Regions from separate parts of the Homo sapiens genome. Here region 2 is linked to region 1. The links are chromatin contacts, found by Hi-C or POLR2A ChIA-PET in ENCODE. All regions are on one chromosome and are shown on one strand. Each heading gives the region's core, a stretch centred on a gene start or an enhancer-like site at or near the end of the contact. The rest is flanking DNA. Distances are from core to core; before and after follow the strand shown. Region 1 overlaps LOC105370532 (a long non-coding RNA gene). Region 2 overlaps SYNE2 (spectrin repeat containing nuclear envelope protein 2).

Evidence for each region. A loop is a pair of places that touch in the nucleus more often than their neighbours do. ChIA-PET counts read pairs that join two places held with the same protein, here RNA polymerase II (POLR2A). Pooled maps may share reads with other maps.
Region 2: a map of Calu3 shows a loop between it and region 1 (2.6-fold over the local background). The contact joins two enhancer-like sites. A Hi-C loop is called at or near these places in 1 of 168 maps with a recorded cell type or tissue (Calu3), 3 of 37 single-sample maps with no recorded cell type and 6 of 50 pooled maps. POLR2A ChIA-PET finds 5 or more read pairs at or near these places in 4 of 52 experiments (CD4-positive, alpha-beta T cell, OCI-LY7, PC-9 and 1 more).

The regions. Positions count from the first base shown.
Region 1 is chr14:63,657,311-63,664,215 of GRCh38, forward strand. All of the region lies in intron 2 of LOC105370532 (a long non-coding RNA gene), which reads left to right. It also overlaps the pseudogene LOC124903439. Among named protein-coding and RNA genes, the nearest start is that of WDR89, 19 kb to the left of the region's middle. RefSeq lists an enhancer at 5,136-6,136. Within about 2 kb of position 2,646, at least 4 of the 41 ENCODE cell types and tissues checked have a DNase peak (open chromatin) inside an H3K27ac peak, as active enhancers do.
Region 2 is chr14:63,861,443-63,868,347 of GRCh38, forward strand. The region is part of intron 1 of SYNE2 (spectrin repeat containing nuclear envelope protein 2); the gene reads left to right. Among named protein-coding and RNA genes, the nearest start is that of SYNE2, 12 kb to the left of the region's middle. RefSeq lists enhancers at 2,930-2,989, 6,543-6,592, 6,713-6,762. Within about 2 kb of position 3,034, at least 19 of the 41 ENCODE cell types and tissues checked have a DNase peak (open chromatin) inside an H3K27ac peak, as active enhancers do.

The DNA of each region.
Region 1 (6,905 bases), core at 1,396-3,895:
CACTCTTGCTCTCCCTCTGGATAACACCCTAATTCAGCCTGTCATGATTTATTTGGATTTTGCAATAGCTTGAAACCAACTTTGCATGCCTCCATTTTCCACCTCTTCCAGCCCTTTGTATTAATAGCACCAATGTTTTAGTGCCTTAAAATATCCGGCGGATCACTTGATGTCAGGAGTTCAAGACCAGCCTGGCTAACATGGTAAAACCCCGCCTCTACTAAAAATAAAAAAATTAGCTGAGTGTGGTGGCGTGCGCCTGTAGTCCAAGTTACTCAGGAAGCTGAGGCAGGAGAATCGCTTGAACCCGGGAGGCGGAGGTTGCAGTGAGCCGAGATCACGCTAGTGCACTCCAGCCTGGATAACAAAAGTAAGAAGACTCTGTCTCAAAAAATAAATAAATAAATAATAAATAAATAAAAAGACAAAATCCTTAACTCTCCTACAATGAACTTTTGGTTTAAATAGTGGAGTACCATAAGAGCTTCTCACTTCTTTCTCCCATTTTATTTTTTCTTTTCTTTTCTTTTCTTTTTAGATGGAGTCTCACTCAATCACCCAGGCTGGAGTGCAGGGGCATGATCTTGGCTCGCTGCAGCCTCCCTCTCGGATTCAAGCAATTCTTTCACCTCAGCCTCCCGAGTAGTAGAAATAGGGTTTCACTGTGTTGGCCAGGCTGGTCTCGAACTCCTGACCTCAAGTGATCTGCCCAACTCAGCCTCCCAAAGTGCTGGGATTACAGGTGTAAGCCACTGTACCCGGCTTTTCTCCCATTTTCTTATTTATGTATTTATTTTAAATTATTTTTCATTTTTGTGAGATGGAGTCTCGCTCTTTCGCCAGGCTGGAGTGTAGTGGCGCGATCTCAGCTCACTGCAGCCTCCGCCTCCCGGGTTCAAGCAATTCTTCTGCCTCAGCCTCCTGAGTGGCTGGGACTACAGGCAAGTACCACCAGGCACAGCTAATTTTTGTATTTTTAGTAGAGATGCGGTTTTACCATGTTGGCCAGGATGGTCCCGATCTCTTGACCTCGTGATCTGCCTGCCTCGGCCTCCCAAAGTGCTGGGATTACAGGTGTGAGCCATCGCACCCAGCCTTTATTTATTTATTTATTTATTTTTGAGATGGAGTCTCATTCTGTCGCCCAGGCTGGAGTATAATGGTGCAATCTTGGTTCACTGCAACCTCTGCTTCCCAGGTTCAAGCGATTCTCCTGCCTCAGTCTTCTGAGTAGCTGGGATTACAGGTGTCCACCACTATGCCCAGCTAATTTTTGTACTTTTAGTAGAGACAGGATTTCATCATGTTGGCCAGGCTGGTCTCAAACTCCTGACCTTGTGATCTGCCCACCTGGGCTTCCCAAAGTGCTGAGAACACAGGTGTGAGCCACTGCACCCGGCCTTTTCTCCCATTTTCTAAGGTGACCATAAAAAATTTTCTTTTCTTTTTTCTTTTGAGACAGGGTCTTGCTGTGTTGCCCAGGCTGGAGTTCAGTGGCGCAATCTGGGCTCACTGCACACTCCACCTTTGGGGCTCAAGCGATCCTCCCACCTTACCTCTCAAGTAGCTGGGACTACAGGTATGCAACACCACGCCCAGCTATTTTTTCGTATTTTTAGTAGAGGCGGGGTTTCACCATGTTGGCCAGGCTGGTCTCAATCTCCTGACCTCGTGATCCGCCTGCCTTGGCCTCCCAAAGTGCTGGGATTACAGGCGTGAGCCACTGCACCCAGCCTGTATTATGTCTTTTTAAAAATTTAAACATGTATTACCTTGGGAAAAAATTAATATTAATAAGAAGAAACCTTTAGACTGTACTTTCAGGGATCATTTCTGTAATTCGTTACTAGAGAAATTTCTCTGAATGTGTAGAGCAGTTAATTTTTTTTATTATTTTAAATAAAATTAAAAAAAAAAAAACTGGCCAGGTGCAGTGGCTCATGCCTGTAATCCCAGCACTTTGGGAGGCCAAGGCAGGCAGATCACGAGGTCAAGAGATCAAGACCATCCTGGCCAACATGGTGAAACCCCGTCTCTACTAAAAATACAAAAATTAACTGGGCGTGGTGGCTCAGGCCTGTAGTCCCAGCTACTCGGGAGGCTGAAGCAGGAGAATCACCTGAACCCGGGAGGTAGAGGTTGCAGTGAGCCGAGATTGCACCACTGCACTCCAGCCTGGTGACAGAGCGAGACTCCATCTCAAAAAAAAAAAAAAGAAACTTTCTAGCTTCCCTGTTCCCTTTTGCCTACATGACAAGGCTTAAATCGCCACATCGCGCTCTTTTAAATAGGGCCTCAGCCTGCCTTCTGAGCTCATCTGACAGCCTTCTCCCCAGCTTCGCCCATGCCAGTCACACATTTCTTTAAGGAAATATATTGAGCACCTACGGTATGCTAGTGGGTATAGAAACATGAATAAGACATCCTTAGTTCCTCAATGAATTATCTAATGGCAGAAACAGATGCATAAAAAGTAAATACACTTCAGGGGATTCGATGCTGAAATAAAAGCAAAGACAATGGCCTCTTCTATGGAAAGGCAAAAAGCAACACTTTGCCCCAGTTTGTCTGTCATTTCTGGCTCCATGCCCTTGATAATGCTGGTTTGTTTGGTTGAGGTTTTGTGTGTGGGTGGCTGTACAGAAGGACAACATGACATTTTCTCTTACCAGTCCTGCCCTCTCCCGCCCGCAAGAAACAAAGGCTTTTTCTTCCTTGCTCACCAATCAGTTTGTCCATTATGCTGTGATTCTATTTCAGTCAGGATGCGTTATAAGACAGTAATTAAGAAGGCCAGGCCAGGCACAGTGGCTTACGCCTGTAATCCCAGCACTCTGGGAGACTGAGATGGGTGGATCACCTGAGGTCAGGAGTTCGAGACCAACCTGGCCAACATGGTGAAACCCCGTCTCTACTAAGAATACAAAAATTAGCTGGCCGTGGTGGTGGGTGCCTATAATCCCAGCTAGTTGGGAGGCTGAGGCAGGAGAATTGCTTGAACCCGGGAGGTGGAGATTGCAGTGAGCCGAGATTGTGCCACTGCACTCCAGCCTAGGCAATACAGTGAGACTCTGTCTCAAAAAAAAAAAAAAAAAAAAAAAGGTAATTCAAGAATATTTAATGGAGACTTTGGGACCTGAACGGGGGTTAAAGGATGGATAACAGCCAGATGGCAGGAGTGGCCAGTGCAAAAAATTTATCTCTGGGAAAGAGCACATGCATGGGGACTAGTGAAGCAGTCAGCCTGGCTGCAGAGAAGGTGTTGCTAGTTAATGGGAGATAAGGTTGGTACATGGGATAAAGTTATGGGCATGAACACAGGCACAGGTGTTTATATCTGAAGTAAACAGGGACTCTGTAGGCTCTTGAGCAAAAATAACATGATAAAATCAATACTTGAACATTAGTGTGAAAGTTAGCAGGATGCAAAATGAATTCCTGGTGTGCCTCCTTCCCAAACTCTCCACACTGGATTAGCCCCCACACTTGGCATGGAGCTAAATGAAGACTATCCCTCGAAGTTTTAGCAACGAAAGGGAAAAAAGAGTCAATGGCTGCCTATAAAGAGCAGCAGGGTTAAACAAAGATAAATTTGAAAAGAAGAGCAGATTTGGAAGAAAACAGCAATATTCAGTTTTTAATTCACCAAATATTTACTGAGCCTTTAGTACATGCAAAACACTGCTAAGTACTGTGCCGAATATACAGTTCCTCTTTTCAAGGAGAGAGTAATACAGGTACACAGCTCCCTATCATGGAATGCAAGAATGCTGGGAGAATAGGAATGAAGAAGAGAGTATTCTAGACAAGTGGCTCTCAAACTTTTTGGTCTCAGGACCCCTCAATACTCTTAAAAATTATTGAAGGCCTCAAAGAGCTTTTGTTTATGTGGGTTTTGTCTATCTATCAATATTTTCAATATTAGAAATTAAAACAAAAATCTGGCCGGGCGCGGTGGCTCATGCCTGTAATCCCAGCACTTTGGGAGGCCAAGGCAGGCAGATCATGAGGTCAAGAGATCGAGACTATCCTGGCCAACATGGTGAAACCCTGTTTCTACTAAAAATACAAAAATTAGCCGGGCATGGTGGCACGCGCCTATGGTCCCAGCTACTTGGGAGGCTGAGGCAGGAGAATCGCTTGAACCCATGAGGTGGAGGTTGCAGTGAGCCGAGATTGAGCCACTGCACTCCAGCCTGAGCAACAGACCAAGACTCTGACTCAAAAAAAAAAAAAAACCCAAAGTCTAAAAAGATGTATTTACCCATTTTTGAGTAGCGATATTAAACCCATTACATGTTATCATAAACATTTTAAGAAAAATATATTTTCTAAAACAAAGAAAAATAGGTACAACAAAGAGTTATTCTGTTTAATGTATTTGCAGATCTCCTTACTGTCTGGCATATAGAAGAAACCTGGATTCTCATATCTGACTCTGCCTTCAAACTATTGTGATTTTTTTTTTAAGTATTTGAAGCAAACCTGTCCTCATACAGACATGGAGTAGGAAAAGGGAGGAATTTTCAGACCCCTTGAAAGAGTATTAGGGACCCCCAGGAGTCTTTGGTTCACATTTTGAGAACCCCTTTTTTAAACTATAATTAGTTATATAATCCTCCAGTAGGATTTATTTGTCAAAAAAACTCCCTGCATTCCCAACACTAATGAGAGCTAATAGAATGGGAATGACACTTGTCAGTTTTTTTGTTTGTTTTTTTGCCCAGGCTGGAGTGCAATGGCGCGATCTCGGCTCAAGAGATTCTCCTGCCTCAGCCTCACGAGTAGCTGAGATTACAGGCGCATGCCATCACACCCGGCTAATTTTTGTATTTTTTGTAGAGATGGAGTTTCACCGTGTTGCCCAGGCTAGTCTCAAACTCCTGAGCTCAAGTGATCTACCTGCCTCGATCTCCCAAAATGCTGGGATTACAGGTGTGAACCACCGCGCCTGGCCTAAATTGTTTTTTTGTAATCTAAAAAGAGGAAACTAAATTTTACTAATTGTTGTGCCAAACCCCTATTAACCTCTGTAAGGAAGGCACCAGGTTCAAGAGGCCAAAGGAGAGACCCAGAACCAGCAAATAAGACCTGGGGTTTTATTAGGGGATTACATACATGGAAGAGAATCCAGTGGCAGCAGGCTGGAAAGGGGAATTGCCTTAATTAGAGAAATGGTCCAGTGGCAGTGGGATGGACAAGATATCTGTCTTACCTACAATCCAATGGTGGCAGGTTGGACAACATGACCCCCTGCCTATAGTCCGGGGCTGGTGCACTGGACATCACAGCCACATGGCCCAGTGACGACTGGCTGCGCAGAAAAACCACAATCATTTGCAAATAGTATGCAATTAATATAGCATTTTCACCTAACACCCTCCCTCTAACAACCTCCACTTGGCAAGCTGCATCCAACCCAAAACTCAGGGCCTAAATCCCCTGTATGGCCCCTGGTCCACTGTGTTATGGGATCCTTGGGGGTGTTGCTTTTCCAGCCGGAAACCTCTGTGGCCAGTGGCGCCTTTGCCTGAGTTTTGCTCAGGCCCATTGGGCCGAATCAGCCTGTCAGGCTGTGCTCAGCTCATGCTACCTGCCAAGATCCCACACCTTCTGAGATGAGTGGAGTGGAGTGGTGACAGGTGTGTGAGCAAGTGAGCACGGGGTCCAGCCACTGCAAACAGCCAGGCACATCGGCTGCAGTAGGGCAGGCAGCTCCAGGCACCACCACGGGCACTGGCTCCCTGCGAAGCTGCAGCTGAACCAGGTGTACCACAAGTAGCTTCCACAGCTGGCACTGGGGAACGTGGTGCTGCCCAGAAGCTTGGAGATGCCAGGAAATGCAGTGTCAAAGAGTATGTCACAGCCTTGGCTTGGGGAGCTTCTAGGTCTGAGCTCATCAAAGGGCCACAGCTCTTCTCTCCTTGTCTCCTGCAATGTGGCAAGCAAGGGGTGTGTTTCAGCCCTGTTTGTGTTACAGCTCTTTTAGACCCGCCATGCGGCAGGTCCTGAGTTCTCGTCCTGTGTCCAGAAAGAATGAGGTACGTGGACAAGTGGAGGGTGAGCAAGGCGAAGAAGAGCTTTACTGAGCAACAGAACAGCTCAGAGACCCACAGTGGGTAGCTCCTCTTTGAAGGGAGGGTGTCCCATCAAGTGTTCGGCTCTCAGCAGAGAGGAGACCCTGGGGTGGGTAGCTCCTCTCCATAGCTGGTCATCCTGTCATCTCCCTGAGTCTGGCTGAGTCAGGTTTTTATCAGCAAGGAAGTGCTTGCTGATTGGTCCACAGGCAGCCATGGGCGGGCCCAGAAAAAAGCACAAATTCCCACTCTGGTCTGCAGGGCTGGCAGCCTGGTCCCCAGGCTTCACGCCTTCCCCAGCTTGAAGGCGGGGCTTCACCAGGGACCTTCCCCTTTCCACCCAGGAGCCTGCCTGCCTCCTGCCACTGTTCATGGTGCCCAGGCTGCTCTTGCAGAGTGGTGCCTGCAGCCCAGCACTGAGCTGCCCTCAGACCCCACTCAGCCTCCCTCCCATGCTTGTTTGTGCCCAAAGCCCGGAGAGGGTCAAGGCGGCAGGGGGCTGGCATGTCAGCACTGCCCCAAGAATGAGCACACCTGGCTGGATTGCAACAGCACCTTGGCTTGGCCTCAACTTTGCACCAAGATCTGATTGGGCTCCAGGAGTAAGGAGAGGCTAGGCAGCGGGAGCAGGCATTTCCGACCCTGCAGCTGCAGCTTGGGCGGCTGCAGGTGCATCCAGGAGGGTGGGGATCCTGCCTGCTCCATGGAATACACAGCCCCAGCCGCGCCTCCCGGCTGCAGCCAGCATTGTCAGAGAGGCTGCTCCAGATGGGCTGCCACTGCCATGAACAGGGCAGGACAGGGGTTCAGATGTTCATCATTGATAAG
Region 2 (6,905 bases), core at 1,784-4,283, 200 kb after region 1:
CTACCCCGTTGTATTTTAAGAGCATTAGTTGGCACTAATATCATATAAAACATTAATTGCAGTGTAGGCTGGGCACTGTAGCATATGCCTGTAATCCCAGCATTTTGGGAGGCTGAGGCGAGAGGATCACATGAGCCCAGGAGTTTGAGACCAGCCTGGGCAACATAGTGAGACCCCAATCTCAAAAAAAAAAATTAGCTGGGCTATGGTGGTGCATGTCTATAGTCCCAGGTACTAGGGAGGCTGAGGTGGGAGGATCGCCTGAGCCTGGGGGATTGAGGCTGCAGTGAGCCGTGAGAGACACAGTGAGACCCCGACTAAAAAGAAAAAAAGGAATGTAGGTAAAACAAATTCAATTTTACTATGTGTGTTGTTGAAGTGAGCACATAAAACAAATTCAAAATGATACAGTTATGTTTGACAGTGGAGCAATAGTAAATTGGACTTAAAAAACTTTATTATGAAAAATTTCAAATATATTCAAAAGCAGAGATAATAGTAAAATGTACTATTGCATAACGATTACCCAGAATGAATATTATTAAATCCTGTCAATCTGGTTTTACCCAGGTCCTCACATATCCCACCCGTGCTGGATTATTTTGAAGCAAATTTTATACATCATATCATTTTATCCTTAAATAATTGGATTTTAAATTATTTGAGATATTAAAGTGCTAGAAATGAATTTGAAACCAAATCATGTGTAGCCATTTCCTGGTTTCCCTTACATTATAGATAAAACTTATCTAGAGCTAATTTACACAAAAGTTGGATAAAACAAAACAACAGTTGGACACATGTACATATATTCGTATTTGCATAACATCTACTAAAAGTATACTTTTTTTGTTGTTGAGGCGAAGTCTCGCTCTGTCACCCAGGTGGGAGTGCAGCGTGGTGTGATTATGGCTTATTGCAGCCCTGACCTCCTTGGCTCAAGTGATCCTCCAGCCTCGTGTTTTGATATTTTGTAGAGACCGAGATCTCACTGTGTTGCCCAGGCTGGTCTCAAACTTCTGGGCTCAAGAAATCCTCCTGCTTTAGCCTCCTAAGGGGCTGGGATTAGAGGCGTGAACCACTGTGCCTGGCAAAAATAAGTATACTTGTCACTACCGTGAATACATTTTATTAAAACATTTTATTTACTGTCATTATGTTAGCAATATGTGCATTATACTTATAGATAATATTCTAGAATAGTAAGAAAGACTATACACGCATGCCCTGCCAAAATTGAATTGTTGCACTTGAAGGGGAAATTTTAATTTGAAAGGCAGGTTTTTAGGAAGGTAGATATTAGGTTTTGGGGCAGTTTTTATTAGAAGGTTTTGGGGCAGTTTTGTTTTTTTTTTGTTTTGTTTTGTTTTTTTGGAGACAGAGTCTCACTCTGTTGCCAGGCTGGAGTGCAGTGGCGTGATCTTGGCTCACTGCAGCCTCTGCCTCCTGGGTTCAAGTGATTCTACTGCCTCAGCCTCCTGAGTAGCTGGAGCTATAGGCATGCACCACCACACCTGGCTAATTTTTGTATTTTTAGTAGAGGTGGAATTTCACCATGTTGGCCAGGCTGATCTCAAACTCTTGGCCTCAAGTGACCTGCCCGCCTCAGCCTCCGAAAATGCTGGGATTATGGGCCTGAGCCACCGTGCCTGGCCTTGGGGCAGATTTTTAATATATGTAAATTAAGAATTCTCAGTACTCATTTCAGCAGTTATGTTGCCTCATTTGGAAAGAAAAGGTATTCAGCATGTGGGGATGCATAATACATTTTAAAAATCCGTTCGTCTTAGTCAATGTGCTCCATGGTGTCTTTTTTTCAAGGTTCGAGATGACACATTTAGTAGGAGATCAGGTTATGGGATAGTTCATGTTTGGAGAGGGGACAGAATTGATTTACAGACATACCACCTGTTTTCTCCTACTTTGGCTTTGGAGGACAAGTTGTAGTATCCTGAGGAAAAGCTGATTGTATCACTTATGACTGAGATTTTCATCTTTAGCCGCTTCTGTGTGATACATGAATTAATGGGTCATAACATAGGAGTTAGCTAATTTTCATTTTAAAATATTACTCAGAAGATATTTTTATCTTAATTGTACATTTCAACAACATAAATAAGCTGTTCAAGACTGTCTCCCATGCCTCCAAAACAAATAAAAACCCCCCACAACTCAAATGCATATAAGCTGTTACTATAGTATAATGGTGAGTTATAGCCAGTGTATGATGGGATTGTTGATAGAATAATGCATATTAGAGCTTTTAGTTCAAAAATTTGAGATAGTGATTCAGAAAGAAAAAAAGGAATGATTATCATGAATTCTGTTTATTAGAATTCTGTTTATTAAAGAGTTAAAGATATGTTTTATTTTTTTATCTTTATTATCATTATTTTTTCGAGATGGAGTTTCGCCCTTGTTGCCAGCGCTGGAGTGCAGTGGTGTGATCTTGGCTCACTGCAACCTCCACCTCCCGGGTTCAAGCAATTCTGCCTCAGCCTCCTGAATAGCTGGGATTACAGGCGCACGGCACCACGCTTGACTAATTTTTTGTATTTTTCGTAGAAACGGGGTTAGCCAGGCTGGTCTCGAACTCCTGACCTCAGGTGATCCACCCGCCTCAGCCTCCCAAAGTGCTGGGATTACAGGTGTGAGCCACGGCGCCTGGCCAAGATGTGTTTTATTATTTGCACTTGTGTAATGGCAAAGAAAATAGGTTACTAAGCTTGCTCTTGTTAGAATATCCTTTGTAGTCACTCATTTGATGATGTTGAGTAAGAATCTTTCCTCTGTTAATACGTCTTTGTTTAAAAGAAAATAAGTTACCTTTGTAGTCTTTGTACATTTTTCTTTGCAGAAAGTTTCCCCTCTGCTGGATAATAATTAATTTTATAAAAGTGTTTAATCCAGTACTGATTATATTCCCTTGTGAGCTGGATGAAAAGAAACTTCTGAATGTTTGTAACCACAGATTGATGATTTGGTTACAAAGACTCTCTGTTGGTGATGGTTTCTGAGAACTGGAAGGTAAGCTTGTTCCTTGGGTGAGTCATCATGTTGTCTTGCAGTCGGTCATGTGTTTTCTTAGCAACTGCTGTTGATTTCAGGTTTGAGCAGGGTGAGCATGTTTTGAAGTGATCCAACAGATTCTTTTAGGTTATATATGGCTGCTAAATCTTATACACTTACTGTTACTATTATGTGTCTTACAAGGAGTGAAAGATTGAATTCTTTTTTTATCTCTACCTTCCAAATCATTTCTTTTCTAATTTGTTTTTCAGGGGTAGTGAGGACTGGGAGTGGGGGTAAAAAAGGAGAAAAATAAATGAATCTGGGATATCATGAGTCTGCCTGTTTATGCCCCTGGACTAGAGCAGAACCAAAAGGACCTCCATGTGCTGATAGGGTTAAATATGATTTCCTGGGGTGTTGATCTTGAGTAATACTCCGTGTGCATACATTCTATAGGAACAAGTGAATTTTAGAAATGTCTGTGGTATAGTGTAGTGGTTAAAAGCTTGGGTTCTGAAATCAGTCTGACCCCTGGTTCAAATTCTAGCTTTGCCATATACTAGAGGTGTTATTTTGGGCAAATTACTTAACCTCTCTGAGTAGAGTTTCCTCATCTGTAAAAGTGAAACTAAAATCCCACGTACTTATATTACTGAGATAATACAGGTAACAGAAAGCATAGTACCTATAGAACACATGGTAACAAATGCTAGTTATTACATTCAGTTCAAGGGTGCAGTACACAAGGGGCTAGGTATCAGGTGTTTAGGGGACAGTCAGAAATGAATCATATATGAGCCCTAATTCTTCAGGAACTGGGGGAGATGGCCTTGTAAACAAGTCACTGTAGTATTATCTAGAATGGAAGAAGTGCCAACTGAAGTACAAGCAAGGTGCTGTGGGTGCATAAAGCAAGTGATGCCAACTTTGGGGAAGTTAGGGCTAATTTTGTAAAGCATTTGCCATTTGAGCTGAGGGTGTATTGCCAGGCCTAGAATGATGAGTAGGGCTTTTATGGGTGGAGAGTGGAGGAGAGTGATTCTCCTGCCTTAGCCTCCCAAGTAGCTGGAGGCTACTCCCAAGTGGAGGAGAGTAGATTTTGTATTTTTAGTAGAGATGGGGTTTCACCATGTTGAGCAGGCTGGTCTTGAACTCCTGACCTCAGGAGAATCACGTGAACCCAGGAGGTGGAAGTTGCAGTGAGCCGAGATCACGCCACTGCACTCCAGCCTGGGCAACAAGAGCAAAACTCTGTACCCACCCCCCCCCCAAAAAAAAAGAAAAGAAAAAAGAAATTTATCTGGCCTTTAAAAAAAAGAACACCAGGCTGGGCAACCAAGCAAGACCTTGTTTTTACAAATCAAAAACAAAAAACCTGTTTCCATCTACTTCTGAGATTCCTTTTTCTTTAGCATATCTTCTAGCTCATTAAAAAAGGATTTATGGATCTTCTTGGAAGATAACACTTCCAACAACAAAAATGTTCCTTCTGACCCTTTATCTCCAATGACTTGGATTACAAAATTCTTCAATTTTCTTTTCATGGAATTTCAGACTATAGTTTTGAGATTTCTAAGAAATATTTTTTTCCTTATCTCAAATCCTTCCCTGTAGAAATATCCCTGATATGTCCTCAGCCCCCAAAATACATATAATATGTTCTCAACCAACAAGAAACACCACTTAAGTTGTTTCCTCTCCGCTGGTGAACAATTAGAACACTGCTTTAAAAATGTCTTATGCATTCCACAACATTTTCCTGAGTAGAAACAAAACTCGAAACACCAAAGGAACTTGAGATGTCAGACTACTAAAACAAAAGAAAATCTCTGTGGTATTCTTTGGGTGAACTCTTTCAATTTACTTAAAAAGCTGGCCAACTAAGAGAGGTACTAAGATTTGCATCTGTTTTAAAACACTTATTTTGGCCAGGCATAGTTGCTCACACCTGTAATCCCACCACTCTGGAAGGCAAAGGTGGGAAAATCGCTTGAGCCCAGGAGTTCAAGACCAGCCTCAGCAACACAGCTAGACCCCATCTCTATTCTTTTTTTTAAAAAGCTTATCTCAGTATTTCTATATTCCTTTGGACAACCTACAGTGCAAAAAAAGTGAAATATCAGTGACACCTACTTTGTTATAGCTTAAAAGTGAGAACAGGTAAATTCTCTAACATACATGATCAAAATTGTAAGTTCTGTATTTGAAAATAATGATAAAACAGCAATAAGAATCACTGGCTGGGCGTGGTAGCTCATGTTGAAATCCCAGCACTTGGAGGCCAAGGCAGGAGAATCACTCGAGCCCAGGAATTCAAGACCAACCTAGGCAACATAGTGAGATCCCGTCTCTACAAAAAATTTAAAAATTAGCCAGGTGTGGTGGCACACAACTGTAGTTCCAGCTCCTCAGGAGACTGAGATGGGAGAATTGCTTGAGCCCAGAAGATGGAGATTGTGCCACTACACTTCAGCCTTGGCAATAGAGCGAGACCCTCTCTCCAACAAAAAAAGAAAAAATTGTTAATATTTATTTAGTACTCAATTGGTGCCAGACACTTTACATGCACCATCTCTTTGATCCTATGTTATAAGCCTATAACACAGAAACCATCTACCTCATTTAAGGAAACAGAGAGGTTAAATAACTTGTCCAAACCATACAGCAAGTTACTGGCAAGACTGGCTTGAACACAAGTCTGTTGGGCTCCAAAGCCCATGTCCTTAAACAGTACCATGAGAGAACTCTTAATGGACAAGATATATCCAGTCTACTCATTTACCCCATGATTCTGTACAGAAACTTAGCACAGCACATTTATATGAGCATTCAACATATGAAGTAGTTAACAGATTAATATAGTTACCAAACTAAAATTGGCCTATGTTAATTTCTATTCTCAGTTCTTCTGTGCCCTTCCTCCTCTTAAAAAAAAAAAAAAAAAGAGAGAGAGAGAGAAAGGGCCAGGTGTGGTGGCTCACGCCTGTAATCCCAGCACTTTGGGAGGCCGAGGCAGCTGGATCACCTGAGGTCAGGAATTCGACACCAGCCCGGCCAACAAGGCTAAACCTTGTCTCTACTAAAAATACAAAAATTAGCCAGGTGTGGTGGCACATACCTGTAGTCCCAGCTACTGAGGAGGCTGAGGCAGGAGAATCGCTTGAACCCAGGAGGTGAAGGTTGCAGTAAGCCGAGGTCACACCACTGCACTCCAGCCTGGATGACAGAGCGAGACTCTGTCTCAAAAAAAGAATAAAAAGAATAAAAAGAATGAAAGAATGAAAGAAAGAGAGAGAAAGAAAGCAAGCCAGCCAGCCAGCCAGCCAGCCAAGGTGGTTCATGCCTATAATCCCAGCCCTTTGGGAGGTTGTGGCAGGAGGATCACTTAAATCTGGGAGTTCAAAACCCACCTGGACAATATAGCAAGACCCCAACTCTTGAAAAAAAATTGCTTTAATTAGCTAGACGTGGTGGCATGAACCTGTGTTGGGAGACTAAGGTGGGAAGATCGCTCGAGCCCAGGAGTTTGAGGCTGCAGTAAGCTATAATCATGCCACTGCACTCTAGCATGGACTACAGAGTAAGACTGTCTAAAAAAAGAAAAAAAAGAAAAAGAAGCTTTTTGCCCACTGTTGCAGTTAACTGGCAAACTTGTGTAATAAATTAACTAACAGAACTGGTTTAGCAACAAATGAGATGCACAAGGTCTTTAAATTATAACCCTAGGTATGTTGGTGATTTGAAAGGTGACCTAACAGCATTTAAAGTAAGTTATATTTTATATTTATGGGGCTTTCAAAACCACAGTCAAAAATAAGAACCCAAGCCTGAGTAACATGGCAAAACCCCATCTGTACAGAAAACACAAAAATTAGCCAGGCGTGGTGGTGCAC